5 separate regions of the Mus musculus genome follow, and regions 1, 3, 4 and 5 are each linked to region 2. A link is a loop called in an ENCODE intact Hi-C map of the cell type or tissue named here. Cell type or tissue: heart. All regions are shown on one strand. Each heading gives the region's core, and the rest is flanking DNA. Links, peaks and the distances in the headings are about the cores only.

Region 1 (4,935 bases), core at 458-4,457, 100 kb after region 2:
TGCAAGTAGTCACAACAAACTCACTGGTTAAGCTAGACTACGTAGAACTGTACCTGTAATCTGTTAGCAGTTCCCTATCTGAAGTAAACAAATCTGTGTACATCTCCTAGGAAAAGTCTCATAACAGCTTCCTGGGAAGTGATACTTCATCACTTTGTAAAGTTATACAACTTCTAAAGCCAGCCTATTAAAAAGGCATTCAGAAGTAGAGCTGCTTGCTACCAACTCTCTAAACCTAAGGAAAACCAATGTGTTGTGGATTTTCCCTTCATCTCTATTATAGGTCGGACCTGAGGGGAATCATGGATCACTTCTGATTGGTTCTTGTCCTCCTCGGTGCTGGATTCTTCCAAGCTCTAGGCTTCTGGACCCCATGAAGGGCTTTCCAGCACAGCTCTCTTTCCCTTCCATCTCCTTATCATGACTTATACATCCTGGTTGAATCCTGTCATTTGCAGCTGCTTAGAATGAGTGCGGTGGGAATTACTCACCATATCAAAAGCTAACACGGAAGGTGACAGTTTTCTGTCCTGTCCCATTGTAATTCCTCCTTAAAACAAGACTTTCCTCTAATCAGCCATGTATGCCTCTTTTACATATCTTATTATATATAGCAGTGGGCATACAGAGGTCACCACAGCTTGCCAACTGTCTCCTGGGGGACTGCCATACAGTCTCTAGTCTTTGAACTGTTATTAGAGTGTCTACATAGTCACACTTTGAATTCCAGTCACCAAGAGAATCCCCATTCCCATATCACATAAAAGAAGATGACCAAACTGGGATTCCCCAGAGATATTCCATTTTGAGACATCTCAACCTTGTCTGCATGCCCTGTCACCCATATTGGAGTATGGAGCCACCACTGAAGCAAGGAGGCACGCCACCTCTTACCACAGGGAGAAAAGAACCCCTGTTGGGATTGTCCCCTGAGCTCTGCCTTCAAACTGATCAGTCATAGATGCATGTCTCATCACACACTGCAACTCTTCTTTGCTTCTGTCTGTCCCTCTTCAGACACCAAGTATGTTATGTAATTTTTCCTGGGGAGACATGAACAGAACCTATTTAACTCTGATAAGGCACAGATGAAAAAAACAAGTTAACAGTTCTACCCAAGTCTAAGTTAGCAAAATATTGACTTTATTGGCAAAACTTACAGGAACATGGATGACTCAGAGAAAGATGCATCACTAAACAGCACTCTCCATTGTTAATAGCAAGGAGAGCTCACAAAGCTACATCCTTGAAACTTGTATCCAGCTCCCTAGTCGTAAATGTCAGCTTTCCAAGACTTGTAAGGTTTACTTCCTGAGTCACATGAGCCTCCTCTCCTTATAGGAATGGATGCTTCCGTTTAGAGGGAGTTGAAGGAGGTCCCCTCCCTGACCAAGAAGCTCCTGATGCACAGCTAGAGACAATAGGATTCAGTCTGGGGCCTGCAGTCATAAGAAGAATGATGTCTTAGCCATCAAACAAAACTCAACGATATCTAGATTTGTATTAATCATGTCTTTTAAACAGGCAAAATAAAACATGTTATTATTTGAAGCTCTAGAAGTACATTTTGCTTTTATGTCAGCTTTAAGTGAAATAAAAATCTCAAACAATTTTAATGCTAATTAGAAGAAAATGCTTCTGAAAAAATAAAGTACTTCATTAAAATAGGATTTAAGCTGTATATGTTTGTGTTCTGGTTGATATAAAGGGATGAAAAATATAATGTTGCTAAAAGTACAGTCCTCTTTAGACTTCAAACGAATTAAACTAAAACTTACCACACTTAACAAGATAGATAGGATTTTTTAAACTTTCTGGGGTAAATTCTTATAAAAAATATGTTTATAGATTAATGATAACTTTATTTCCTAACAAAAATATTAAAGCCTCTAAGAGATTTGGCACAGATATTTAAAATTCTGAGTCTGTGTGCAGAAAAAATTGAAAAGCAGCCCTGTTTTGTAGAACCTGCATCTGACATCATAAAATTATGTGGGTAAGTTGTTTTTCTTTAACTTTACTTTGTACTATATACTTTATTTTGTATTATAAAGATGTTAGAGATACAGTGTATCAAAATAATAAAAAGCAAACTTATATAAGTTGGTGACAGGATTTGAACAATTACTATTTCAAATTTTACAGATTGCTATAGAAATTGTAAGTATATATAAAATACTTTCTGATCTGTAGTCACGCTCATATGATTGGTAAGCAGCAAATGAAACCAAAGGACTGCCCTACTTTGAGAGAATCTTTACATAAACTTAGAGGTATTTAGTTTTAGTTTGGCGTTCCTTTTACTCTTTAAAAATATTTGACACTCAAAAGTCTATTCTTAGGTCATGTTTCATTTGATTTTGCCATTTTAATGAGGAAGAAAAATTATGTTTGATATGTATGGGAACATAAATTACAGGTAAGAGTTATAAAATTATTATGCCTTATGCTCCTCTATTGTAGTTTCTGTACCAATTCTGGAAACTACATATATGTGTGTATACATATATTATGTACAAGTAGATCAAATATCCCCACATATGTCTATGTAGACAGTCACACATATAAATGCTTCTTTGCTGCCACATAGTGGCTAATCTAGATATATGTTTAAATAGCGACTTTCAAGTCAATACACTGAAGAAGAGACTTCTTAAAGTTGGAAAGAAATCATTTTGACAATTTCATCTTCTAAACCTATCAATTTAATATGTTAAATAGCAAAGTGACACTATTAGTGTGTGTGTGAGTGTGTGTGTGTACACATTCCAACTCTTATATTTAGCAGAAGTAAAATAAAAATTCTTTAGCCATTTACATCAATTCTTTGACATCGTAGTAAAATAATGAAAAATAATTTACCAGATGCCTATGTCTGGCCTTACTTTTCAATGGGGATTTATATACAAAGAAATAAATTATTGCTCTAGTGCTTTCAAACAGACTAGAAGTTTTTTGTGTTGCTATGTGACTGTATTACGAACTGTCCTTTTGTGTGTGGAGCTGTGCAGGTTCTAAAGGACTGGGCTCACAGCCTTCCCTCCAGTGTCTGCTCCATCCAGCTGGTTCAGTCTGCAGAATGCCTCGCTGTGTAACATCACAGAGCTTTTCAGCTGTGCTCTTCCCTTTCCCTCCTTTGTAAATTAGTTACATTATTATTTTTTTAACATTTCAAATTTCCACCTATATTCAGCCTTTCACTAGGTGCAATCCTCACTTGATTGTCTTCTCAAGATTTTTTGGAGATTAAATCATTGAAAATACATCACATTTTCTGCTTTGATCTCTAGTTGCTTTTTCCATTATGCCAGGAGCACATTCCTAATTCCTGCATAACTTTTTGGGTTGAACCCCCAACCCCAATACTTCATCCTATAGGAGTCTCCTTTGGTAGAAAAAAAATGTAAAAATAGGGCAAGATATTTAGAGTCTTAGTTTTGAAATCTTTAGCTGTCCATCAGTTAACTAGATGATAATATTATTTGCTTTGAATTTAATTCTAAAAGAACAGGAATGAGTCCCCACACAAATTTAAAAATGGTCTCTTTGTAGCTTGCCTTGATATACTTTTAAATTCAAATTAACTTGTGTATTCTGTGCCCACATATGGTCGTTTTCAGTTGCTATTTGCAGCTACTTTCCAATACGAGGAAAAAAGTGTGCCTATATCCTCATATGATCATTTTCAATGTCACTTTCCAATGATTTCATAAATGTGTTGAAAGACCTGACTTGGAAGTTGTATATACAAATAGGTTATACTTCAAACAGCACAGGAGATTCAAATGGTTTACATTTTGTTTTAAGAAGTAATTTAGTCTAATGACCTAGGATTCATAAGCTTGATCTTTTATGATTAACACATAAGTATTTCAGATACTGTTGGTTATAGTAACTGTGAATTACAATTCTAATATAATATTTTCAAAATTGAATTAGTTATTGTTTCCAAAAGTATTCTGTTCTTTTGTGAATAGTTGCTAATTCGATTAATAAGGAGGAGGCATTGGCCTTTGGAAAGAGATTGATGATTAATTTGGTAACTCCTGCTTTATGAACTTCAGGAAAACCCATCAGGCATTTCTAAGTTTTAGCTGAGCTCTCCTAGTTCTGATTCCAGTTGCAGCGCACAGTGACTTTGCCACCAGCAGCATGATTTGTAAGGATTTTATTAAGAGTGATGTGTGGTTACTTTCTTAGATCATCTGTATCTTGTTACTTTTACCAATGTATTTTGTTTAATCTCTGCTTGATTAGTTAGAAATAAAAGTTTCATTTTTATTGGTTTTGGTTCTCTATACTAAAGAATATGATAGGCTAGGACAGAATATCCCTTATTCTTTAGAATATAAATATTTCCTCTTTTGTAAGGGATGTATCAACCATGGAATCCATTTAAAATTACTCTGTTGTTCTTCATTCTTACTGAAGCTTGCCATTTTTGAAAAAGAAAGTATCGGATGAAATAACTTACACTGAAGATACTGCTAATTCATTTGCACTTCTGGGTGAGTTAAGACTGTCTTAGGTGGGGACCAATCTGAGGGAAAGAGCTCCTGAGGTGTTTCATATCAGCAAAGCCCCCTCTGTCCTTTATGCCGGATTTCTAAAAACTTGATGTATAGTTTAGTTGTGTTTGTTAACCTTTCTTTAGTTCTTTGAGAGGTTTATATGCCATCTTTTGGTCATATTCACCCCTCATCCAACTTTCCTTGGATCTACATCCAACTTTGACTGTCCTTTTGTTCCCATCAAGATCAGTTTGTGCTGTCAAATATTCTCGAGCAGGTGGGCTTTCACTGGAGCCTTCACTGTTGGAGAAACCAGTCTCCTCTGCCAGCAGCTATCAGTTGCCAACAGCTACATAACTAGGGATGGAATCTCATGTCCAACTCCCACCAAGTATCTGCAGTCTTCTTTTAGTAAGCACAAAAA
Region 2 (4,935 bases), core at 615-4,614:
TCTCCCACTATTACGAGCCCCATAAGAAGAGCAAACTACACAACCATAATATACGCAGAATTGCCTAGGTCAGACCCATATGGGCTCCCTGGTTGTCAGTTCAGTCTCTATGGGATCCCATGAGCTCACGTTAGTTGACTACGGGTTTTCTTATAATGTGGTGTTCTTAGTAAGTACTTATTAATGGACTGAAGGGATATGTGTAGGGGTTGGTCTGGTATTGCTATGTATTCATATGCTAAATACTGACCCCCCAAGATGTGGCTACTACAACACTGTGTTCCCCAAATTTGTTTAACCCAAATTCTCTGGGTTATTTCTGCTCCATGAGTCTGGCATCCTAGAGTGCTGGTCCATCAGGGCTAATATTAGGAGACCTCCTGTTCTCTATCTCTTCTCTCTCAGACTCGCTCTCCTCTCCTCTCCTCTCCTCTCCTCTCCTCTCCTCTCCTCTTGCCTCTTGCCTCTCACCTCTTCCTTCTCTCTCCCCTCTCCTCTCTCCTCTCCCTTTTCCCCTCTCCCCTCTCCACTCTCCCCCATCCCCTATGTCCTTGTGGTTCCTACCTGTGATCTCCTAGCCCAGTAACTCAAACTCTACCTCCCTGTACCCCCCCACACAGTAATTGGCTATTGACAGTTTTATTTAACCAATAGTTTTAAATTGGGGAGCAGGGTTTACGCAACAAAGGCTGGTATACAGGAGGATCCTCTCATCTTGAAGCAACCAGATCTTGGGGTACAGAACATAGCATTTGAATGCAAGCAGCACCTGACCAACCCCCTACAAATATGCATTATTAGCACTTAGGTATTTTTGTGTTAAAAGAAAAAAAAAGATGAAATGGGAATCCAAGGTGCTAAGAGAACTCAGAAAAGCTGTGAGAAGAGGTCTGTGTTGCTGAGCATAAGCGATCCTCTCTTAGGAACATGATAGCCCTGAGCAAGAAGAAATGCATGGACACAAACAGATGCTACCCAAAGTAGACCGAAAGCCAAGAATGACCATTGCCAGAACTCCATCTGCAATGAGAGAAAGCAGATTCTGATCGGTCCCCTTAATGCCAGCATGAAGCCTTGGGCTCAAAACCCCAGGAGGTGGGGGGGGGGGGGGAACAGAAAGAAAGGAAAGGAGGGAGGAGAGGAAGAAAGGAGGGAGAGAGGTGAAAAAGGCAGGATAGGAAGGAGGAAGAGAGGTGTTAATACACCTAGGTTGGCTTTTTCAGCTATGACAAAGTCTTTAACTACTTCTCTGTGATTAAAAACAAAATCAGATTGTGTAAGGGCCAGGAGACCTGAGGTGGAGCTAAGTAGTACCCTGACTAGCTATTTATATTTTATCTTTAATCTTTTTTACGGTCCAGTCGTTTCACCCCTCCTGTTCTGCCCTCTAACAAGTCCCCATCCCATTCCTCCCCCCACCCCCGTCTCCAAGAGGGTCTCACACACACACACACACACACACACACACAGAGTCACCCAACCAGGCCTCCCCATTCTCTGGGGCCTCAAGTGTCTCAAGGGTTAGGTGCATTCTCTTATTGCAGCCAGATTAGGCAGTCCTCTGCTGTGTATGCCCTACTAGCTATTTTTAATTTTAATTCTTTAGCCACATTCATGTGATACAGAATGTGCCGGTGACGTTCAGCCTCTCTTTACCCGGGTCTCCCATCATAATCAGTCTCACTTGCATCTTCTCTACTTTATCTTTCACACCACATTACTCTCTTTACTTCTAAAATGGCAGTCAGATGCACTATAGGGTCCAGAAATTATCCTTCAAAGGCACATGGAGTCATCAAACCGGGAAGCCCTTGACCCGGAACCACATTACAAAAATATTCAGGTTGGAGACCCAGCTCAGTTGGTAAAGTGTCCTTGTGACTTACAGTTGGAACCTGCAGAGCTCCATTGTGGGAGGAGGGCAATCTCTGGACTTGGAGCTACAATACAGGTTTATTTTGAAATCCTCCCAACCCTTGCTTCTTGGGACTGCCACACCTAGTTATCATCTGACCTCCACGTGCATGCAGTAACATTCATCCACATACCTACAATAAATAAATAAACAAACAAACAAACGTGATGAAGGTATTTGAGTGCAGTTTGGGTGTACAGACTTATTTATAGGACCTAATTTATTTACCCTTCTGGTGTATCAACTTTATTCTTAAGATACACGCCAGAAAATGGGAAACTGAAGAACAACTGCGTGCTGGGAACAGAACCCCTGTGGTTGTGAGTCTTAGCCCACTAACTAGAAGTTTCCCTAACCCTCGGTCTAATGATTTTCTTCCTTGGAAATAAAAGCTGCAAGCGTCTATTTTGCCACAAGGTGTCAGGCCGGGGTAATTTAATCTTCAAAGGCCTTTTACACTATCTGATGGGAGTCAGTGAACCCAAACATTATCCACGGAGCACTAAGACACGCAGGACAGTGGAGTTCAGATCATCCCTTTAATTCCAGCACTCGGGAGGCAGAAGTAGGCTGATCTCAGAAAAAGAGGAGTTTGTGACCCAGGGTCACATTAAAAACAACACTCAGGTTGGAGACGCAGCTCCACCTTGGTCGTTAGTGTCTAGAGTCTGAGTTGAATCTGCAAAACTCTGTGGTGAACGGAGGGTGGTCCCTAGCGTCAGAGCTACGGGTTATTTTTAAATCCTCTCAACCCTGTGCTTCTTGTGACCACCACACCGAGGTATCATCTGACCTCCACGTGTGTATCATAATATTCATTCACATAGCTACAATAAACAAATAAACCCGGTGTAAAAGTCACTCACAAACTCAGATTCATCCTCTGACTGTCCTAACAGCTAGTCGTCTGAGAAACTGCTCTGTTGGAAGAGCGCTCCACCGCGGACGGCGTAATCGCTACAGAGCAGTTGGTCTCCAAGTGTGGGATCCAGGATCACTACAGCGTCGCCCGGCAACAGGCGAAATGCACAACTGCAGATTTCGACCAGGTCCCAGTCGGTTTCCAGTGAGCCCTGCTGGTGACCCTGGGTCCCCCTTGCACAGCCAAGGATTCGCCCCCGGCGACGCCCCTCCCACGGCGGCCGCAGCGAAGCCCCTGGGTGTGAGCAGGAGCTGGTCTCCGGCAGGGGGCGCTGTGCGCGCGGCGGCCGAGGGGCGGGGTCTGCGGAGCGGGCTGTGCTGGGCAGCGAGATTCGGGCTCCGCGTGGGACTGGGAGTCCGTCCGGGCAGCGAGCGCCTCGCCGTCGGGTCCCACGGAGAAGCCGGTGAGTCCCGAGTCTCGTTCGCAGGCCGCTTGCTCCCCGCCTCCGCGGGCCTTGGGAATCTGCTGCGGGCCGGGGAAGGGGTGAGGCGGGTCTCAGGGGCGGGCGGTGGTGCTCCGGGCAGCGGGGCGCCCCTTCGGCCCCTCGCGGATCTCGGCGAGCCCCGCGGGGAGCAGGTCTCCGCGGTCCCGGCTCTGGAGCTTAGGTCAACTTTGCAGTCAGGTTGGGTTCCCCCGGTAAGTTTGCCAACTTGGCAGTTTCCGCAAGTTTGCCTCGCTGGATGAATGACTCGTCCTGCTGTTTGAGCTGGTTTCTTCATGGAATTTTTTTTTTTTTTTTTTCATTTTAAGTCTTTGGAACACCGGTCCTACTCTTTCGGGATCTGAGTAGGATTCGGGTTTAAAATAGTCAGAGCTTTTAAATAAGGCACTCTGGTGAAAGCAACTAACAGACGTTTGTAGTCCAAGAATTTAAGTCCACTTCAAATTTAGTTATGCTGTTCCGTTGAGGTGGGGGATACATCCACATCTCGATATAAAATCAAGGGAATGTATTTAATATTAATGTTAAGCACTTGGGGAAGCAATGCTTTAAGAAACAGCCCGCTGTAGAACACCTTCCCCTCTTCCAATAATTAACTGTGGCAAAGCAAAAAAATACATTTGAAAGACTCGTGGGACATGCACTGCAACCCACAATGTATTCCAGTCACTGGGTTTCTTGGATTCTAAACTCCTTCCCATAAACATGAGTCTGTTGGGCTGTGTCAATATTTAGCAGGAACAACAAGCCAGCCAACCTAATCCAGGAAAACAGAAATCACTATTTAATGGGGAAGAAAGCTGGAGAATGTTGGTTCAAATCCTGGAGTTCTTGACATCTCTGCACTATGCTGTTTCCTGCTGAGTTTGCTGGACAGCCTGATGAAACCTCTCCTGTAGAAGTGTAATTATAGGTGTAGCTAAGGTCTGGTGGAAGAAGGCATGATTTATTTAGCTGATAGTTTGTTTTCCTGGTTTCTGGGCATACAGTCAACAATCACCTTTACGGGCATTGGCTCTTTTCCTTAGCGATGCTCCTCAGAGTGGTACCATGCAAACAAATGGCTAGGCATCTCCTCTGGGCCACTCTGTCCTTCCACCCAGAATCTCTCAGCAGTGGCTGTCTGTCATGTCAGCAAGCACCAACAACTCACTGCAGGTCACAGGACTGGGTAAAGAAAGGGGCTCTCATCCGTTTTCTCCACTTCCTTTCCAGAGCCACCATCTGTCTATACACTATTATCCTTTAAGATGTATGGCATTACCACACAGGTCTTAATGGAGCGTTTCCCTGTCCTAAACTTTCTTTGAGAACAGACTTATCATTTAACTTTGTATTTCCCGTGTCTGCCATCATTGTTCAGTGTGATTAATGAATTAACAGTGAACAGCTATAGATTTATGCTTCACTATCTTAAACATTGTGAATCACAAAACTTAAAATACACTCTAAACGTAGCAAACTGTTTCTTATACTTGTTACTACAGTGCATGCTACCCTATTCCTAGATACCCAACACCAACCTACTCACTTTATAGTACTGGTTAAGGTCAGAAAATGGCATGGGTAATACATTTTGAAGACAGACTGTTAGCCCCTCAAGGGCAGCCTTGAAATCTCCTTCTCTTTTTCCTCTTTGATATTGGCCTTGTAAGA
Region 3 (4,935 bases), core at 335-4,334, 260 kb after region 2:
AGAGGATGCCTGGGAACCTCGAGCTACATTTTAATCAATTGGTCAATTCATAACTATTCTGTTTGTGCTTCTGCTTAAGGATACATTATTTATGAGGGTATGTTGTCTCACTAATAACTCATGCCTGGCAGCATTATTATTCAATAAGAAAGAAATGTTATCTAATGCATTCATTTTCCTGCAGACACGCCATGCTCTTCTGCTTGTGAACACTGCATAGCAATCCCAAATTATCCTCAGAGGCAGGGGGCTTTTAGCAAAAAAAAAAAAAAAAAAAAAACCAAAACTCTCTCTCTCTCCCTCTCTCTCTCTCTCTCTCTCTCACACACACACAGAGAGAGAGAGAGAGAGAGAGAGAGAGAGAGAGAGAGAGAGAGAGAGATACACAGTAAGCAGGCAACAGAAAGGATGGTTGTTCTCAGTATGAGAGCGGAAACAATAAGGCAGAGTTTCCTTCTTACTCCCCGACTCCACCCATGGAAATGTTTCTCAGCTCTGCTCTTGTCTCATTGTGTCCATGAAAGCAAAGAGAGTGTTGCCTTGGGTCACAAATGAATTTTTGTAAGAAGGCTAATTTATAGATACTGCATCGATGATCAAGTGTGAACAGAAGTTAAGAGGCAACAATTTTTAGGGCTTTGATGGACTCAAAGAGAAAACGAACCCATTGTCTTTCAAGATCCACACAAATTGGATGTGATAACACATTAACTTACTTCTGTAAGCCAACACTTGAGTGCCTGAGGCAGGAGGATGACTAGTTGGAGCCCAATTTGGGCTATATAGGAACATGTTATCTCAAAACTAAATACATATCTGTACAGACTAGACCATATCCCTTGTATTCTGAAGAGGACACAGCAGGAAGCATATGAAGTGGGAGCATCTGGGAACCTCTCGCACCAGCCTTCATCCTGTGGGCAGGGCTTTGGGTTGGCATCTGGAACTCCCTGTTGGTGCGTCTTGGTTTTCTCTTCTATAAGTTGAGACCAGTAATGGTCATGTTTCTTCTCAGTTCCAGGGGGCAGTGGATATTTAGAAGTTCTCTTTGTTATTTCATGTCGGGGTTGGAATTGAAAGGGTAAAAGCATTAAAATTTTCCTTTGTTGTGAGGAGTAGCCTAATGTGAGTAGCTGGTGCTGCCATCTGGGACCATGGTGGGGTCCAGTCCTGTACTGCCACCAGGAGCCATGTCTGTGTCCATGGCTCTGCAGAAACGGGGATCTCTTACCACTAGCCACTAAGGCCACACCTTCTAATAGTGCCACTCCCCATAGGCCAAACATATTGCACAACCACATATCTGTATTTTGCAGTTGCGCGGATAAGTACCACTGACATAACCCTGGTTAGCCTCCTGTTTGTGTCCTTAAAGAGGTCTCATTTTACACTGATTTTTGCCTCATGTGTACAAGAAACTCTTATATTTGGAATTCCTTAATCAGAAGCCCAATGTGGGTTTGGTTTCAATATTTGATTTAGTGATTAGTTGATTAGCACCGAAACAAGTGTTACCCAGTCGCTAGCATATTTGTGCTTATCCATTTTAGATCAGCATAAAGTGTGCACGTCTACTCAAAAGGTAGCAGTAGATATGCCTGAGAGAATGAATAAGGCCAGTACCACCCAGGGCCTGGGGTTTCCTAAGATGGTGGTGAGACCACGATGAATGAGAGCGTGTATAAAGCATTCAACATAGACGGCGGTGTGTAGGCATATGAAACCCAGGTAAGAGCCATGTCTTCCTCCTGCGCCCTCGCCTCAGCTGTCCTGCGCTCCTTTTACAGGGGTGCAGACTTTTCTTGCTTAAACTCTAATGAATCTTAAAAATCCACCAAATTAATACTTCTCTTTATATGAAGATACCTTTAAAGAATAATTTGTAGATCAACTTACGAAATGTAGCTTTTCATAGTCTCACGCACCCATTTTTCACTTGCCTTGACTGGCTTGCGTGAGAGCCCCGAGCCTGCTGCTCTCTTTGTGTGGAACAACCCTGACATCTAGTGGAGAAGTCAAGTCATTACAAGGAATTTTCCCAGTGAAGTTAAAAAAAAAAAAATAATTTATTCAGTGTGAAGGGAAACCAGAGTATACTAAACCTAGGACATTTTCCCTGCCATTTCACCCTATGATGCACGCCAGTTTATTCCACCACAGTCTTAGAATAGTTCTCTGCATCCATCCAATGATAGTCTTAGTATTAATCTTTTTTTCGAATCTTAGATTTATTTAGCCTTTAATCCCAGCATTTAAGAGTCAGAAGCAGGTGGATCTTTGTGTTCGAGGCCATCCTGGTATTAGAACAAGTTCCCTGCCAGCCAGGGCTACACAAAGAAAACCTTGTCTTGCAAAACCAACAAAAGATGAAGATGAAGATGAAGATGAAGAGGAAGAGGAGGAGGAGGAGGACGATGACGACGACGAAGAGGAGGAGGACGAGGAGAGATGACGATGAGGACTTGTATTTAAATTCTGTGTGTGTCTGTGAATGGGAATTTGCATGTGTAAATACAGTGCTCATGAGTTCAAAGGAGGCCGCCAATCCACGTACCTGGAGTTACAGGTAGCTGTAAGCACCCGCTGTGGCTGTTGAACTCAGTCTCTGCAGGAACACTCAGCATTCCTTCTTGCTAAGCCATTTCTCCAGTTCCCTTAACCTTTCATTTCTAAATCGGGAGGACCATCATTCATATTTTCCTTCTTTGTGTTTAATTTTGTTTGACCATTTGTATTCATCGATGAAGTGCCAACTCCTATCTATATCCCATCTTTGTAAGTGTGTGATATCCCTTGCATTTAAAACATGTTTGTCGTTTATTGGCTTTGAATTTTATTTTGGGAGTGGGTTCTTTTGTGTGAGACCAGACCTCTAGCTCAGGCCAATCTGAGATAACTTTGGCCTTGTAATCTTTCTCGCTGCCCCTGAGCTCCAGGACTGTAAGTGTGCATTATACCTAGTTTATGCCGCGTCAAAGGCTGAGTCTGGAGCTCTAGCCTTACATTTTGCTTTGGGTAGTTGTAATTCTTCATGCGATGAGAATTATATATAATTGTACTTTCAACTCATACATTATATGGCTGCCTCTTCTTTCAGATGATAAGAATAAAATATCATATATGTTTACATAGATTCCATGCTATGTATACTTAGGTAATTTTATTTCATCTAAACCTTTCATCACCTGAGATTTTTTCCTTTTTTTTCTCTTATTTATTAGATATTTTCTTCATTTACATTTCAAATGCTATCCCAAAGCCCTCTATAACCCCCCCACACACACACACCCTGCTCCCCAACCCACCCACTCCCGTTTCCTGGCCCTGGCATTTCCCTGTACTGGGGCATATAATCTTCACAATACCAAGGGGCCTCTCCTCCCATTGATGGCCAACTAGGCTATCCTCTGCTACATATGCAACTAGAGACACAGCCCTGGGGGTACTGGTTAGTTCATAGTGTTCCTCCTATAGGGTTGCAGATCCCTTCAGCTCCTTGGGTACGTTTTCTAGCTCCTTCCTTAGGGGCCCTGTGTTCCATCCAATAGATGACTGTGAGCATCCACTTCTGTATTCGCCAGGCATTGGCATAGCCTCACAAGAGACAGCTATGTCAGGGTCCTGTCAGCAAAATCTTTTTGGCATATGTAATAGTGTCTGGGTTTGGTGGTTGTATATGGGATGGATCCCTGGGTGGGACAGTTTCTGGATGGTCCTTCCTTCCATCTCAGAAATTTTAATAATAAGAAATATAGAGACAGAACATCATTTTCCTTATCAATGTAAAGATGATTGACAAATCTAAATATAGCTATGAAGAAACACTGTAGTATGGACCCATATATTCTGATGGGAAAAGAGGACAGTAAATATGAGAGTGATATTAATAATATAATTCCATTTATGCAGAAAATCTATGTACCTGCAAAGACACAGAAAAAATATCTGAAAGGGCACACACACAGGCTAGTCAAGGTTACATGCACCTAAGACTATTGTTAGTGTGCGGCTAGAAAAGTGGCTTAGAGGTTAAGAGCACTAGCTGCTTGTCCGGCATCTGCACAGCACCTCACATCCATTTCTAGCTCTGGTTCTAGGGGATCTGCTACCTTCTTCTGGCCTCTGTGGGTACTGCACGCAGGCAGTGCACAGACCTTCATGCAGGCAATATGTACTCCTTCTAAGGAGTGCACGCTAGACATTGGCAAGATTAGCAGTGTTTTACCTTTGAGTCTATATAGTTCTCTCCTATTGAACATGTTGTCATGAGCAAGCATTACTTATGTTATCAAAAGTGTTGTTTAAAGAGCATCTTGTAGCATGGGGAGATATGAGAGTTTGCGTTTTTATGTCCCTCAAAGGCCCAGATGATAAAGGAAGGCACAGTCCCCTACTGGGCATGGAGGAAGAGGTGGAATATTTAAGAAGCGGGGTGCAGTAGGTGGTCTTGGCACTGTAGGCATGCCTTGAAAGGCTAGAGTGGGACCCTAACCCCATTCCTTGTCTCCTCTTGATTTCCTTCTGGTTATGAGGAAGATCCCCCAGCATGTGCTCTGCCACAATGCTCTGCCTTACAGCCAACCACAGAGCTCTGTGCCCCCTGCACACAGAACTGCAGCCTGGTCCAGGACTGTGAGCCAAGCCTTTTGTCTTTGATGCTTTGTTATCTCAGATATTTTTTTACGATAACAAAAACTCAACACAGGAAGTATTTAAGATCTTAACTGCAAAACAAGCCATAAAGCCATGAATAAAGCACCGCCCTAGAACAGGAAAAATTCCTATGTAAAGAAAAATTGCTGAGTGGATCTGCACAGAAATGTCTGCAGTGACTTTGGAGAGACACCTGAGACCAGAAAAGGGGGAAGAATCACTCGTTGCTAATCTATATGCATAGATCTCTTCAGAATGCTTTAATTTCAAGTAGTATGTTCC
Region 4 (4,935 bases), core at 492-4,491, 86 kb after region 2:
CTGCTAGAAATTTCCCCAAAAGCTAACCCACTATATTAATAATATTTAATATAATGCTATAAAAGTTCTCTAAACAAACTACTTTGTCTCAGCAGGTAATAATCTTTGTTTGAACATTTAGGACAAGCAGCATTGGTTTAGAGAGAATTAAATTCACATGTAACTTAAATACTTACAAAATGTTTGTAATTCATGATAATGAATAAGTGCAGTTTTGCTAACTTGCTAATGAGGCACGGTGAAAAACAAAATGGTAAGAATTATATTAGTATTGAATTTGTTTAAGTCTATGTTTAACTTCGTTCATTACTTCTAAATGTACAAATTGTATTTAGGTTGATATATGAAAACTTTGTTTTACATGTACAAGTGCTTCTAAGAAGCACTAAGTCATATCTTCATGATGCTACGTTCTGCGAGCGGCCAATGTATTGACGCACTGAAACATTCCGATTCCCTGGGTAGACCTGATTTCTCGCGTTTCTCTATTATTAATTGATCTTTTGTTGAAGTAATTGGACATCTCGGTAGACATTAATCTTTTTATCCATCTATGTTCACCTGCATCATCATAAACAGGGATCAATGAATAGTAATTAAAATTAAATCCACACATTTAAACAGTCGAAGCTCTTGAAAACATAAACCTTGGTGCACTTCTAAGGAGAAATGCTGTGAAACAAATAATTGTCACCAAGTCCATTTGCAAATAGAGGAAGCCCCAGCCAGTTCCTTTTTCTTTTGAGATGGCTAACTTTGGTAAAACTGTTCCAAAACAATAATAACAAAAAACTACACATCATGAGCTTCTTAGTTTTTATATGTACACTTGTTAAAATGGGCATTATTCACACCAGGAGGTGCAAAGTTCTGCATTCCTGACGAGCCCCTAATGGCCACACAGTTAGGAAACCCATGAAAACCACTTTGAGTAGCAAGGATCTAAAATGCTTAATCTAGATAATTTACAAAATTCTTTCATTTTACCTTAAATCAAAATCTAGCCCTTGACATTTTCATGAACACTTATTGAACACCTTCTATGATATTGACTAGAAGGACCAAGAGTATGGCCTTCAGACCAACTACATCAGCATCACATGGGAACTCACTATAAAGGCAAACTGGAACCAGACAAGGTATTCACAAACATGCCTACCTACATCTCCAGCATGTCACAGGCTGGGGACACACAGCCACACCTTCACTCAGCAAGTAAGCAAATTAGTGGCTATGTACAAATTTTTAATTGCCTTAGTCTCAGTAGCATAACATGGTTGGGCTATTTCGTCAATAAATTCCACTAACTATACAGTGAGCACCAAAAAACAAAACAAAATAAAAGACAAAAAAAAAAGAGCATGCCACTAAGCGTGACATCTAAAACAACAGAAAAAATACAGGCTTCCTGGGAAAGATCAGGCCAGACTGTTTCATAGAGTGTAAGCCTTCTGAAGATGGTAGCATGAAGTTTGTACTCTATGAAGAGATCACAAGGCGACTGAGTATGAAGTGCGTGAGACTTCTGTCCCTCTTGCTTCTCAACCTACTAATGAATAAAATAAATGCTATCGTAGAAAAACAATTACAAAACTGGACTGTTGATTTGCCAGGTTGGAGAACACATCCTGTGAAGAATGTCAGTGTCTTTCTCTGGTTGCAAAAACGAGAACTTTCCATCCCAGGCCATACTAGACACCCAACCACTCTACTGCTCGAAAGATTTTCAAAAGTCTGTACTATGCCTTATTTGTTTGTCTAACTGTTCAATTAGGCCAGTACAAAAGTACAACATATATATATATTTGTGTGTGTGTATATATACATATATATATATATATATATATATATGTATATATACACACACACACCTGGGAAATTAAGCTACACTGACTGGTCCTATCTCTGCAGAAAGGGTAAAGTGCTCAGATTTCAAGATTATGCCAATCACATCCCTCAGAATGCATCTTACCTCCAGCTCATACTCCTCCGCCCCACACAGGCACTTATTAAGCAAGGGCCATTGCTACAAGACTGAAACACTAAGTGCATACCGCGATCTCAGTCACTGGTCTCCTTTGTCTCCCGCGCCGCACACCAGCAGACCCTCTTTTGGTGAAGTTTGGCTCTCCCAGCTTCCGTAAGCCCCGCCCCTAGCAACGCCCGGGCTTGTGTTAGCAACTGGAGCGCGCTGGGTGCCTTGGTCCTCCTGTGGGCACTAACAGCAGTTGGATGTCCGCTATGTTGCTGCGGCGGGGGTTACGACAGAACTTTCGGGGTCTTTCTCCTCCCTAGCTCAGCAGCGTGTTTTCTGCCAGGGCTCGTGGGTCCGTGGCTGCGGACGCACCTAAGACCTCAGGCTCCCACCCCGAACCATGTCCACCGCGGAGGCCTCGGCCACCACGGCCGACGCCGCCGAGGCGGGCGGCAGGACGAAGACCGGCAGTCCCCGCACAATCCCGGTGTTTGGGGTGGCGATCCCGGATGGGGAGATGCAGGTACGGCCGGGCTGTGCAGCAGGAGCGGAGAAGGGCATAAGGCTCCAGGGCAACCCAGTGGAATGAAGACCAGAATGAGATTTGGGAACCTGTGGGATGGAGATAATGATAGCCCAGCTGATCCCTGGAGGCTAGTGAAGAGGGGACTGGATGTCGTCAACCAATCTGTCTGGGGACTCTAGCTGCGTGGTTCTCATAAAGGGCGCGGGGGGGGGGGGCGAGGGGGGGAGCGCTCTTTCAAGTGTGGCCACGACAGGAACTGACATTGATTTGATAACTAGATCACTGTGGTGGGTTTTTGGTCTATTGATCCGTTATAAAGTGGCGTTCCCTGGGTTTCTTTCCTGCTAAATTGCCTGCTTCTGAAGCTTGCACTCACAGGTAGGGCAGATGCTGTTTGGAGAGCTGGGCACAATTTTCTTTGTTGTGTTTATACTTGTTTTCGGGTTTGCTATTGTTATAAATGTAAAGATTATTAAAATTGGGTTGAGGAACCTCTCTGCATTGCCCCCACACTAATGGTGTGGGGGGCCACTATGGGAATTCCTGTTGAGACGTCACAACTCCCAGACTGCGTCAGGAACTCTGTCTCCTGTGGCCACATCCTGGAGCCTTGGAGAGTTACTTGGGAGCAGTCAGTTGGCTGGGACTACTTCTGTGGGAACTGGGTGGAGCTCTCTGAGGGCTCTCACACATGTACGCCAACAGCCCTCAGAGTAACTACTTTTACATAAAGAGGGGATGCCAGGGGAATTTCCCTAATCAGTTTTGTGGAGGTATTCCTGTACAAGATCGGAGACGTGTGAGTGATCACCGCTTTCCACTCTCTGGGCTACAAGGAAGCTAGGCATTGCCACTATATAGGTGAGTTTGACTCTCATTTTTCTTTGGGCAAAGATTACATGACACAGACAAACGAGTTTAAAGACGTTCAATGGGTCATTGCAAAAGAAAAAAGAAGTTCGTGACATAGGAAGTAACATAGCTAGAAGTGTCTTGTGTTCATTCCTGCCTCTCCTTCTATGAGTATTCATATTGTTAGAAAGTACTGAGAGAATCAAAAGGCAATTTCTTCCTAAAGAAATGGAATAGAAAACAATTCAGAATTAGGAGAAATCTTGGTGCTCTCTCATTCCTCTTGGGTGTATTGCTTGCAGTTGCCTTTACAAATAAAGTGTCTTTAAGTCCACCAGGAACTAACTGTAGCCACCCAGTTCCTTTACTCACTGTGGGGCCTAGTGTTCCTAGTAATACTTAAGACGATAACCTTTAGTCCTCTGTTCAAGTCAGCAGAGAGACCTTTGGACGCTTCAAAATTCAAAGCATTCCACTTTTGCCTGTATGCAAGAAACAGCTAAACCATTCCACCAGCTATGAAATCAAAGACATGTGGAGATAATAATGAAGATTAAGATGGAGATTCTGATAGTACTGATGTTCATTGTGTTCAGCTTAGTGAAGGCCTGGAGACTGCTCAGTGGGTATGGGTGCTAGATAGCCTGACTTCCATACCCCAGAATCCACCCACGTGTTCAAAGGGGATAACTGACTCCTCAGTATGTTCTCTCGCCTCCACACCCACCTCCCTATACAAAGTAAATATAAGCCTAAACACCTTTTAAAAATGTCAGTTGTAAAGACTGTGTACAGCTTAAACCAAATGCACATAGAAGGAGTATATAGTGCCACATATACCAAGATACTCAGTTTTGCCATCATTCTTTATTCATGGAGGCATCTAAAGCTTGGGATATTTATTTGTCATTAAAACTCATGGAGTGCTGGGTGGTGGTAGCAGCGCATGCCTTTAATCCCAGCACTTGGGAGGCAGAGGCAGGCAAATTTCTGAGTTTGAGACCAGCCTGGTCTACAGAGTGAGTACCAGGACAGCCAGGATTAGACAGAGAAACCCTGTCTTGAAAAACAAAACAAACAAACAAGCAAGCAAAAACCCCTCATGGAGAATTTGAAATTTTAAAAGTAGCAGCTAAAGATGTCCTGCTATACAGATGCTATTTTTTCTACCTATGCTTCTAAGGGCTTATTTTATTATAGACTTAAATTTGAAGCATTTGAGTCACCCTAACATGAATATTTTGAATGCTGTTATGTCCTTGTTGTGATTTTTCATAACTTGAGCATTCTAACCTTGTAAGAATTTTGACTCTGCCTACATTAATGATTATTAAAGCTTTAAGAAAACTATCTTTTTTTAGATTTCCAAACAGTAGAATCCTGCTAAAATTTAGTGATTATGTTTCCTCATTTATTTGTTTGTTTGTTTGTTTAATTAATTAATTCATTTTACGTCCTTATTGCAGCCCCCCTCAGTTCTCCCCACAGCCCCTTCTCCCGTTCTTCTCTGACAAGGAGAAGCCTGCTCACCCCCAAACACCCACCCCCAGGTGTAAACTTACCCTAGCACATCAAAGCTCTA
Region 5 (4,935 bases), core at 652-4,651, 56 kb after region 2:
CAGCACAGAGAAACACAGGGCCTAGTTTAATCATTTAAACCCCAAAGCCCACCTCCAGTGACACACTTCCTCCAACAAGGCCACACCCACTCCAAGACCACACCCCCTAATCCCTCCCAAGTAGTACCACTTCCTAATGACCAAGCATTCAGATATATGAGCCTAGGAGGGACTATTCTCATTCAAATCACCGATCTATTTCAGTTATCTTGAAATATATAAATATGCTTTCAAAAGTAAAAAGTAGGTAGGTTACTCAGTTTTATGTTTACTGAATTGTTTAATTTCACAAAAACAGAATTTCATACAAAAGTCATTCTATCAATATACACTGTTCACAAAGACTCTTTACTCTCAAAAAATCATCTTTGATCATCAGCAGTGTGGGCTAAGTGAATGTCTTTAGTGTAGATAGTCATAGAGCCTTGAGACATTAATGTACACAATGGCTCTCTAGAGTGAGGATACTGCCTATGATTTACCCAAAGTCTACTACATGTAACAGGCCTTGTGCACATTTTATTTGCACCTATTTAATAAAATGTCTTCACCCACAGTGATGGTTTGTAAATGCTTGGCCTAGGGAGTGGCTCTATCAGGGAGGTGTGGCCTTGTTGGAGTAGGTGTGTCACTGTGGGCATGGGCTTAAGACCCTCATCCTAGCTGCCTAGAAGTTCGTGTTCTGTCAGAAGCCTTCAGATGAAGATGTAGAACTCTCAGCTCCTCCTGCACCATGCCTGCCTAGATGCTCCCCTGCTCCCACCTTGATGATAATGGACTGAACCGCTGAACCTGAGAGCCAGCCCCAATTAAATGCTGTCCTTTATAAGTCTTGCCTTAGTCATGGTGTCTGTTCACAGCAGTAAAACCCTAACTAAGACACCCATCAAACAATAAATTTTGAAAGACTTGTAGTCACTCTGTGTCCTGCTTTGTTCAAGAGTGCCTGACACCCAGGACACAAAGCTCTTGGTGAATGAGAGCCAGAGAGCTCCAGGTGCTTAAAGTTCCTTTAGGCGCTATCATCTCAAAGTTATCCACTTGTATAATAACTTCAAAGGAGAAATTATGTTAACACCTCTAGGCCACTAGAGATTTATTTAATGAATTATTGCTGTGCTTCAGTGGAATAAATTACTTCAGGGAACTGAGGACACTTCTCAGAGAGTGCTTCATGACCTGGAAAAAAGGCTTGCGAAATCAACTTTATATACTTTGAAACTGTAACTGGAAATCACTGGTAAAGATGGCCACCGGTTCATGAACTGGACCGGGAGCCATCTTTGGAGCACTTTGGGCCAGCCTGGCATTTTCCACCCATGGAGGATGTTTGCTTATTTTAACAGTTCAAGTATGAAAAGCAGATACTCCTTCTGGAAATTGTTGACTCATTCATTCTTTTGGGAGGCAAATGGTTTCGCATACTATTTTTTTTTTTAAATAAACAGAGTCCATGTCTCAACAGCTTTTAAAGATATTTTAAATGTACAACTTACCTGTTTTCTGTAATAACTTATGGCTTTGTACAACTGAGAATAAAAACGTGATAACCTTTGCTAGACCTTATGTAATGCTTTTGTTTATGTGATTGGAAAGCTACATCTTCTCACCAAATGCTAAGGACACAGCAGTTTCCTCCACTGGTCCTCCAAAAGTGTTAGAAATACCCTGCTGTTTTCACTATTTGACAGTAGTTGAAGTGAAACAATAAACACTGATATAAAATGTAAGGATTTTTTTTCTCCCCGTTACCAAAATGGAAAGTATTTCCCAGTTGTCAGTCTTTCCCCCTAATACATCACTAACAGCGGAGTTTGTGCCTAAACTTTAAACCTCAGCTGTATGTATTTGGGGGTGGGGAAGAGATGCTTTTCACAAGGATCAAACAAAGAATGTTTCCCAGGTTGAACTTGCAGAGGTTAATCTGTGTATGCCTTTCAAAGGGGAAAGTGCAGTGCCCTGAGGATCGATCTAAGACCCTCTTCTGCTTTTGTTCTGATTTGTCTAGTTAATAAACCACCAAGAAAGATAATTTTTAAACCTAATTTGCTGAAATGAGAATTTACTAACGTCTGAGGGTGGGGGAAGTAAATTTGACAATTTTCGACAAATTGGTTTTATATTAAAAAAAAATCTCCACTGACACTTTTGACTAAAAAGGTAAATAAAAGATCCCCATCTACTTGTTAATCCAAAATCGGGGGGGGGGGGGATTAGAGAAAGCAAGGTGCCCTTACACAGCTCAGCGAACCCTGGATGCTCCAAGGCCACTGCAGCTCTCCGCAGGCACGCTGGTCTCCTGACTCGGCTTCACCTTCCAGTCCGCACAGAGCTCGGGGGCACCGGCGACAGGGAAGGTCAGAGTCCACAGACTAACCCCTACAGCCCACGGCTGAGAAGGGCCTCCAGTCCCAGGGAGTTTTAAAATGCGGTTCGTGGAAGGGCATTTCTGATCATTCCCTTTCAAGGACATGATGCAGCCGAAAGGGAGAAAAAAAGCGCACTTTCTTCGAGGTTTGTGTGGAACAGAGTAGGGAGAAGGGGGGTGGACAGGGAGGAGGGCACTAATCAAAGCCAAGTCCGGGGCGGCGTGGCGAGCGTCTCGGAGGTAGTGGAGTGTAAACGCGGGCGGGATCCACGTAGGGCTGCTCCCACGGGGGGTCTCCGCAAGATCGCGCGCAGGCGTGGGGACCGCGGCCGGGTGGGTCCCCACGCACTCTGCCCCGACCGACCCGCGCCCCCCTGCGCGTCACCGCCAGCCCTGCCTCCGCGCGCCTCCTCCTGCTCCACCTCCCCGGCGCGGCGCGGTCCGGCTCGGGGGCAGGAGGAGCTTGGGCGGGAGGAGCACTCCGTAGGCCCGGGAGCTCGGCGGGCCCTCGGCGCGGGGGAGCCACGGCGCTGCGCTGCGAGCGTGGCTCGGAGAAGAGGGCGTGGAGGTGAGCCGGGTGGCCAGAGCGCCGAGGTGGCCGATCCGGGGTCGCCGAGCAGCGGGTGCTGTGCGGGAGCCGCATCTTTCCTCCCGGATTCCGGGGGGGGCTTGGAGCTGGCCAGGGGGCGAGTGGGAGGGGTGCTGGAGGGCGTCCGTCGCACGCATTCCGCCCCCTTATCCCCGTCGGTCTTCCCAGAGCTCTGGGAAGTCCTCGGGTCCGGGCCCAACAGAAAGGAGGCCAGGAGAGACCTTGTCCCAGGTCGGATGTGCCCGAAAGGGAAAGGACCCGCAGGTTACTTTTGCCAGCCACTTTGGATTGATGCGGCACTTTTCACTGTCGTACAGCACTGCTTGCCAAACAGGTAAATAATGCCTGCAGTGGCTTTGCTTATAAACCCGGTCATGTAATCCGGGTGTGCTCAGGCCATTTTGCGTTTAGAAGTAATTGGTCTGGTCTTTCAGTGTCCTTAATTACCTCTGCGTCCCGTGTTCAGCCTCAGCTGAAACTTGTTGAAAATTATGCCCTAAAAATCTTGTTCTGAAAATAACATAGGGAGATAAAGAGATTTTATTTTTCCTGTGGTCGGGGAGAATTCCATTTATTATCTTCACTATCCTGTGAAGCAGGATTGGTGTCAGTGTTTACTCTTCAGGCAGATTGTTTGTTTGTTTGTTTGTTTTTAAGTAGAAAAACTTATTCTGACCCACATTTAATTATCGCCCATCACTGTAGGTGAAATAAAATTCAGACTCCTGCCCCCACTTCAACCCTCAGTACTTGATTACCTAAAGCCCCAGTTAACCACCCCACTGCTTGCAACCTTCTTCTCTCTAGTCTACCCTACCACCACCCTTTTAATAGTTTTTTTAATTACTTATTTACTGAGTTGATGTTTTCTTTGACACTGTACTCACCCCCCCCCCTCCATCCCCCGCATCCTCAAGATAACCTATTTGGAAACGTAAGATAGGAAAACCAGAGTGTTTAGCTGCACCGGGGCAGCTATCAGGCTGCCTGGAGATGCTCCTGAGATGGTGGCATTCACTGCGGTTTCTGCCTCTCAGCTAGTCTGGGCGGGGTGGGCTGGCTGGGGCTGGGGCTGGGGGGCAGTTTCAGCAGTGATAAGTTAGCTAATTGTGAAAGATGGGAATGAGGAGCTTCATGAAATCACTCTTATTGTACTGGTACTATGGAAAATGCTCTTCTATTGAATGAGCATAATTGTACTTTAGCACTGGAACAGAGCACAGATAAAGGCAGAATTTTAAAATGATTACACATGATACAGAAAAAAGAGAAGGGTAAAGATGCAACGAAAGCTCAAAAGGCTAGGCCTGTGAGAAAAGAGGCAGGCAGAATATCTGGAGGTGCAGTTACTCTTTGCTCAGCCTGTAACTATGACTCTGAGGTAACCAAGACATTGACATAGACATAACATTGACACACCACTTAAATCCTCTGAGGCCTTTTGGGCCCACGGATCTTAACCATGGGAAAGAGAGATCTGGCCTAGAGCCTCATTACATTTTCTTTGGCCTTGGTGTTTATAAAAATGCATTTAGTGACAAAGAACATTCATTGCATACATAGTTGGTATGTGCCAGGCAGAGTGGATAGGAGTGTGTGTGTGTGTGTGTGTGTGTGTGTGTGTGTGTGTGTTTTGAGGATTTAAGTAAACAGTCCAAGAGCAAATAAGCACTTCTTTAAAACAACTCCCCGGGAACTTAACAGGGGCTGGAAGATGCTTGGTGAGTAGGCTGGAATCAATCACATCTGTAGGAGGCAGAGTCGGGTGGAAAAGAGATCTGTTTTTTCCACTTCTTGAAAAGAATTCTGGGGCTGGGCAGTAGGAAATATGGGGCCATCAGGATAAGGCTGGAGAGGTGAGCAGAAGCTGTCATATTTGGGACCTTTTGGGTCACAGTCAGGTATGAGAAGAAGCCGTTGACTTTTAAGGAAGAGAAATATTTTATGCCATTTGTGTTTTAAGGGGACCACAGCTCTT

What was found. Peaks named below come from ENCODE experiments on the same cell type or tissue, not always from the same donor. Only the 100,000 strongest peaks of a DNase experiment are listed, where the experiment ranks them.
Region 1: a loop joins it to region 2, with 10 times the contacts of the local background. A loop is called at or near these places in 23 of 42 quality-filtered maps.
Region 3: a loop joins it to region 2, with 10 times the contacts of the local background. A loop is called at or near these places in 39 of 42 quality-filtered maps.
Region 4: a loop joins it to region 2, with 3 times the contacts of the local background. A loop is called at or near these places in 3 of 42 quality-filtered maps.
Region 5: a loop joins it to region 2, with 2.6 times the contacts of the local background. A loop is called at or near these places in 4 of 42 quality-filtered maps.

The regions. Positions count from the first base shown.
Region 1 is chr5:5,643,997-5,648,931 of GRCm38, reverse strand. It overlaps Cfap69 (cilia and flagella associated protein 69), which reads left to right. Exons shown (of 23, transcript NM_172447.2): 4 at 1,887-1,996; 5 at 4,432-4,508. Among named protein-coding and RNA genes, the nearest start is that of Cfap69, 18 kb to the left of the region's middle. In heart, for the core only: a CTCF peak has its summit at 2,587; no DNase peak of the experiment used is centred there.
Region 2 is chr5:5,747,552-5,752,486 of GRCm38, reverse strand. Steap1 (six transmembrane epithelial antigen of the prostate 1) reads left to right here and starts at 3,170. Exons shown (of 5, transcript NM_027399.3): 1 at 3,170-3,240. Gm46900 reads right to left here. Exons shown (of 2, transcript XM_017321192.2): 2 at 2,297-4,036. The coding sequence starts at 3,556. The coding sequence ends at 2,873. In heart, for the core only: CTCF peaks have their summits at 2,322 (motif pointing right) and 3,095 (motif pointing right); a DNase peak (open chromatin) is centred at 3,126; H3K4me3 peaks cover 1,481 bases; H3K27ac peaks cover 694 bases; H3K27me3 peaks cover 871 bases.
Region 3 is chr5:5,491,561-5,496,495 of GRCm38, reverse strand. Gm30325 (a long non-coding RNA gene) reads right to left here. Exons shown (of 5, transcript XR_868230.3): 5 at 2,426-2,485. Among named protein-coding and RNA genes, the nearest start is that of Gm30325, 15 kb to the right of the region's middle. In heart, for the core only: a CTCF peak has its summit at 2,003 (motif pointing left); no DNase peak of the experiment used is centred there; H3K4me3 peaks cover 519 bases; H3K27me3 peaks cover 180 bases.
Region 4 is chr5:5,661,471-5,666,405 of GRCm38, reverse strand. It overlaps Cfap69 (cilia and flagella associated protein 69), which reads left to right and starts at 2,174. Exons shown (of 23, transcript NM_172447.2): 1 at 2,174-2,498. The coding sequence starts at 2,376. Steap2 (six transmembrane epithelial antigen of prostate 2) reads left to right here. Exons shown (of 6, transcript NM_001103156.2): 6 at 1-1,577. Gm40262 (a long non-coding RNA gene) reads right to left here and starts at 2,029. Exons shown (of 3, transcript XR_868231.3): 1 at 1,973-2,029. In heart, for the core only: no CTCF peak of the experiment used is centred there; a DNase peak (open chromatin) is centred at 2,215; H3K4me3 peaks cover 1,524 bases; H3K27ac peaks cover 681 bases.
Region 5 is chr5:5,691,959-5,696,893 of GRCm38, reverse strand. It overlaps Steap2 (six transmembrane epithelial antigen of prostate 2), which reads left to right and starts at 2,805. Exons shown (of 6, transcript NM_001103156.2): 1 at 2,805-2,936. The region is part of intron 1 of Gm40262 (a long non-coding RNA gene); the gene reads right to left. In heart, for the core only: no CTCF peak of the experiment used is centred there; a DNase peak (open chromatin) is centred at 2,643; H3K4me3 peaks cover 1,761 bases; H3K27ac peaks cover 1,221 bases.